2 separate regions of the Homo sapiens genome follow, and region 2 is linked to region 1. A link is a loop called in an ENCODE intact Hi-C map of the cell type or tissue named here. Cell type or tissue: uterus. All regions are shown on one strand. Links, peaks and the distances in the headings refer to the core of each region. The heading gives the core; the rest is flanking DNA. Region 1 has its middle 200 kb from the start of COPS8-DT. Region 2 has its middle 250 kb from the start of COPS8-DT.

Region 1 (2,917 bases), core at 206-2,705:
CTCCCACAGCACATGGGGATTACGAGAACTACAGTTCAAGATGAGATTTGGGTGGGACACAGCCAAACCATATCACTGTCTTCCTCTGGTTAAGTGGCTCCTGTGGGGAAGTCACGTGGGGGAGTATCTGCTTCCTTTGCCCCATCCCCTTCTGCACCTCATCTGGCAGAGATTCATCGGGGTTGGCCCTGGGGCACTCTCCACTGTTGGCAAGGCCAGGGTGCTTTCCTCCAAGTTTGTGTCTCCGTAGCCACTCAGTGACCATCTTCAAGAGAAGGGAGTAGACAAGGAATAGTGTTTGCTGAGAAGATTCCTAGTTGTTTTAAAAAGTGCATGTGCTGGTGTGCACGCGTACACACACACACACACACACACATATACAGTACACTATAAATTCGTATACAAAACCTTCTTGGCCAAAGTTAGAAACGTCGGAGCCTAAGTTAGCACAGAGACCCAGAAGAAACCCAAAGCCAGCACTGTGAGGCGCAGGAGCCCGTAGGGTAGAAAGCTACATTCCGCCACTCCCGAGAAAGACGACTGGGCCTGGGCAGGCGAAGGTGACTGTGGCCCTTTCTCTCAAGCCAGGGAGCCAGCTCCAGGGGCCCTACAGCCTGACCTGCGCCCCTCCAGCTGGGGCCCACTGCTCCCCATCCCGAGTCCTGCTCAGAGACAGAATCTTCATTTGTCCTCTATTTCATTATTCGGGGTCAGACTCTGGGTCTTCCAAGCTGACAGCAGGGAACCTGATAAGCGAATCTTCGCTAATAAGAGAAGCTCCGGCTAATTTGGCCTAAATTCCCCATATCCCTGGCACCCTGCTAAGGGAAACAGTCACATCAAAAGCAGCCAAGATCATGCCTTCTTTTTCTGTGTTTTGTTGTTATTGTTGTTTTCAAAAACACTTTCACGCAAGCTATTGTCATTTATCTTCATATGTGAGCATGGTCGAAATGATGGCTCCAATTTTCCAGATAAAGCTGAAGCTGCCAAGAGCCCAGGATCTGGTTCCCAATCTCTGCACTCCTGGACAGCTACGCCGGGTTATCCAGGGGCCCCCAGGTCTTTCTAACCTAATCTGCTCAGGAGGAGAAGCAACCCAGGCTGTTCCACATGCATCTTAAAATTTTAAATATTTAAACGTATCCCTTCAGACTAGCTTTCGTGACACCAAGGTGGAAATGAGTAACAGACATCTTTCCAGAGAAAAGACCACTCTCTCCTTCTGTGGCGTGGCTTTCAGGAAATGGGAGGGGAGTGCGAGGAAATCAGATCTAAAGGAACACCGAGAGTCCATAAAGAATAATTACAACCATGAGCCACGGGGAAGAGGAAATGGACTCCGGAGTCTGATAAATAGGATTTTATTAACTTATTAACCTCGCTGGCCTATCTAGGAAGCTAAAAGCGAGACCTTTCAGCCCAGCAGTGACCAGTGCACACTGGGAACCGACAAGCAGATGGAACACACAGGGCCTTGTTTAGACAGAGGCGGAAAAAGCAGCCCAGCAGTGTGGGCACTACATGTCTTTATTCCTAGGGGAATGTTTGCTGGAAGGGAAATTATCTTGAAATATGAAGCTGGTGATATTTCATCCATAGTCATACTAGAGATAAAAGATCTGATGCTTTAAAAAAAAAGTAGAGAGAGTAACATGAAGTGAAAAGTATTTCTTCCTTTCATGGGAAGATTAACTCACGTTGGGGGAATATAATTTTGAACCTGGAAATTGGCGATGTCTGGCTATCTATGTCCCAGGCGGCCATTGAGGCTCAGGAGGAGGCAGGGACCACATGGTGCGTTTCTAGACAAGCAACCGCCCAGCCGTCCCCTCGCCATAAACCCAGCCCGTTATTTGCAGCAGGCCACACAGACGCAGGGGAACAGGGCCTCTGCTTCTCTCTCAAGGACTGGAGTGGGGCTGTAATTCTTTGAAATCCAACAGCCCATTTAGTCATTTCATTTTTGCTGATCCAGCAGGCGGAATGGAGGCCCAGGAGTGAGCCTGGGTCTCTGGCTGCAGAGAGAGGAGTTCCAGCAGCTCCAGGCTCAGGTGCGTTTGCGCTGTGGCCCCCACAAACGGGGGCCCGCTGCCCCACATACTGAGTCTCTCTCAAGCTTCCTGAAATGACCGTGTGGGTTGTCTGGGCTGCAAACCTCCCAGTGACTACTCATCTCTCAGAGTAAATTCAAAGTCCTTGCAATGCCTCCATGCCCACATCCTCAGACCCTTCTCACCTTGTGGTTCCTCCCACTCCACGGCACGCAAGGCCCTCGCTGGTGGCAGGGCCTGTGGGCAGAATTCTCTTCTCCCAGGGGAGCACCTGGGGAATCCCCTCATTACCTCCCAGTCTTTGCTCCATTCCCTTTGCACCAAGGCCCACCAGGTCGGCTGTACTGGTCTGATGCTTCACTCAAGGCTCTATTCCTGTTTCCTTGGCACATGTCACCTTTTGGCTCATGAAGATGGACTGACACCTCCTCGATGGGGTATGTGCATTCCTTGTTTCCTCATAGCACATAAGTGCCGTGAGGACTGGGGCCTTGTCTGCATCTCACTCGTCTATTCCCAGCACCTAGAAGAACCATGGGCACACAGGGAAACAGGCAGCGAGTGTGTTTCCATCCAAAACAGCATCTCCAGTGTGTTTTTCTCTCTCAGCCCTTCCTTTCCAGAGTGGGAGAGAGGCCAGGACAGGCAGTCTATGCGCAAAAAAGTCCTTTAAATAAGGAAGGTAAAGATCCGGTTTTACGGCACTACCCCTACAGGAATTCCAGGCTTTCATAGAAACAAGTCCACATCCCTGTGCTGAAGTCTGCCGAAAGGAGGCCTCTCAACAGTGGGTGATAGTCCACAGTTTACAAGCGCTGGCTCCAGGCCTGACCAGAGAGGACCCCGAGCCGTGTTCCCCCTGC
Region 2 (2,917 bases), core at 101-2,600, 48 kb after region 1:
CACTTAAGCCAGTGAGAACCATCTCCGCCATCCCTCAGACCTGCAAATACCCAGGGGATCGCCAACCACACAGATGGGGAGGGGGCTCCACGTGATGATGGGGTTTCTCACCAGGGCCATTGTCCTCATCACTTACCCAGCATGTGGCACATATTTTGAATAAATACTAAGATGAAACACTTATACGGATACACGTGCATGAGACTGTGTGTGAGAGAGAAAGAGGAGCCCCTGAATCTTCACACGAACTCCAGGTGGGTCCTACGTATCATCATCCCAGGGAGCAGACGAGGAAATTGGAAGTGATAGAGGATAAAGGATAGGTGGCTTGGCCACGATCCCAAGCAGCCTTGCAGGTTCAGGGTCCTGACCACTGTGTTCTGTGGCCACCCCGGGAGACAATGTGTCACGATTGGCGAAAATGAACGATCCACTTAGAGTCAGGGTGGACCTCTAGACCAGGCTCCTGGGCCTCCCACAACCCTTGTATGGATAGTACAAGTGTGGGGTGGGCCCGGTAGTGCTGTCCATCATGGTGATCCAGGCACTTCTTCCTCTGTTTTCTGTCCTGGATGGAGGCAAATGTCTCAATGGGCACTTGGGCCAGGCCAAAGGCTCAGAGCTGCTCTCACGATCTCACCCTTGGCGCATGAAGGTCCCCGGAGGTCCCCGGAGCTATGCCCTTACAAGGTGATGTGAGGGAGGCCTGGGCTGAGGCTGCTTCTCTTTCTCATAGCACTATCGGCCAGCCCCACTTGGTGTGTGCTGAGAACACCAACTAAGGGCACTCTGCCTCGTCTTTTCAACTTTTAGGGACCAAGTGTCATGCCCTTCAAATAGATGGGATAACTGACCATATTCAATTAATGTAGGAAATGTCATGCTCTTCCCAGAAATAACTCCAAAGATTTTTTAAAAAAAAGTCATTCTTTTTGTCTGTGGGATCCTAGGGGCATTATTTCCTACACGTTTATACCAGGTGGGAAAATAACTATCGTAGTTTTCATTGGAACAATTATATATTTAGCATTTGTTTAAATTTAGACTTCCTAATTTTTCTCTGTCACTAAACAACCACAGACAAACAAGATGCAATTTTCTAGTCCAAAATAAACAGAGCAAATAGTTTCCCAGATACCGAAGTCCCTTACCACAAGGAGAGTGGACGCCTGCCATCGGTCTCCTCCCCTGGGACTGCGTTCTCACACTGGGCTCAGTTGGCTTAAGGGTGCCCGGTGTGAACCGGATGCCCCAAGATAGTCAGGTCAGTAAGCTGCTGCTTCTGTATGGCCCTCTAGGAAAGGTCTCTTTGTTTTGATTTGTTGCAGCCATCGTCAGTCTTGGGTTTCTCTATTTCTAATGCCACATTATGGAAATGGAATTTTCTGTGTCCTAGCTTGCTCTGGGTTGATAGAATCAGGGGATCTCAGGATTGGAGGGTGATTAGGAAGCCCTTCAATACAACTATCTTCCCCAAATGCCTAGGGAAGCTCTTTTAGTTCAGTTTTGGGATGGGGGAGACCACTGCCAGGGTGATCATTTGAAGTCCAGGCAATTCCCTTGTGTCATCCACCTGGCAAGTGAATCAGCTCCTCTGTGCCTCCCATTGAAGGTCATTTTATTCCATCCAGGCTCCAACTCCACTTTCTTGGGCCACATAGGACCTGTCTAATTCTCCTTCCACGTCAGCGGCATCAAACTATTTGAAGATAGGTATCAGGTCACCGCAGGTTAAAAAAAAAGTGCTAATTTATTCTCTTATATGGATGGCATTTCAAATAACTGCTGAAAGGATGTATCATTCAATACAGTGATGAGATAATTGGTTAACTGTTTAGCTTAGATCTTTATCTCAGTTGATGAGCCAAATATATTCCAGCTGGATTAAGGATAGAAAGATTCTTTTTAAATGAAATCATAAAATAATGAAAAATTTTAAATAGCTAGAAAAAAATGTTAGTTAAAAAACATCTGGGACTGGATGTGGCCTTTCTAAGCATAATATCAAAATCAGAGTAAACAAAGAAAATGCTCACTGATTTTTTTCAAACTTAGAAATTACAAGCATCTAGATGTTAAAAATAACCCACAACAATTTTAAAGTAAAAAATGCATTGGAAGCATTTGTAGTATATATGACAAATAATTGGGATCTTTCGTATAATAGGAGGCTTCTCAAAATGATAAGGGAACATGAATAAGTTATTCATGCAATAATAAATGCACATAGATAAAGCATTGAAAAGATTTAATTTTGTTCAGTAACCAAAGAAATGCAAACTTAAAAATGGATGTGTTTTCCACTCGTTAGATGGAAAGATTAAAGGCATATAACACTCAGTTCTGATGAGGTCTGGGAAATGAGAGCTATGTGGAATGGTGCAAACTTTCCCAACAGAAACGTGTCAATATGCATCAAAAGTACTTTCACACAGAAATCCCACTGCAATGATTTATGCTAAGGAAACATTAAGAATGTCAGCAAAAGGCTTAGGTATAAGACTGATTAATTGTTTTAAAATAAGACTTCAGACTAAGTTGAATGTCCTACAATATGGATTTAACAGGTATATAATTTCTGACAGTTTCAAACATATGCATATGATACATTAAAAGAAAAAGAGGTTAAAATCTGGTATTCAGTACACAACTATGCATAGCCATTTAGATAAGCACGTTCTATTGTATCCTTATATATGTGCATAGGGATAATTCTGGAAGGAGATTATTATCACGGACTATCTCTAGAAGATGGAATTACAGGTAGCTTCTGTTTTGTTCTCCTTGCATATCTGTACTTTATACTTCTTTTAAAATAAGCTAAATTTACTATATTCTAAAAACAAATTTAAAAACTGAGGTAGCACTTAAGATCTGTTATATCAATAAAGTAATAGGAAATCAAAAAACCCAATGC

What was found. Hi-C counts contacts between places; a loop is a spot of excess contacts. Peaks named below come from ENCODE experiments on the same cell type or tissue, not always from the same donor. Only the 100,000 strongest peaks of a DNase experiment are listed, where the experiment ranks them.
Region 2: a loop joins it to region 1, with 11 times the contacts of the local background. A loop is called at or near these places in 7 of 110 quality-filtered maps.

What each region holds. Positions count from the first base shown.
Region 1 is chr2:236,887,770-236,890,686 of GRCh38, reverse strand. No RefSeq gene overlaps it. Among named protein-coding and RNA genes, the nearest start is that of COPS8-DT, 200 kb to the left of the region's middle. In uterus, for the core only: no CTCF peak of the experiment used is centred there; a DNase peak (open chromatin) is centred at 1,446; H3K27ac peaks cover 855 bases.
Region 2 is chr2:236,839,349-236,842,265 of GRCh38, reverse strand. No RefSeq gene overlaps it. Among named protein-coding and RNA genes, the nearest start is that of COPS8-DT, 250 kb to the left of the region's middle. In uterus, for the core only: no CTCF peak of the experiment used is centred there; no DNase peak of the experiment used is centred there.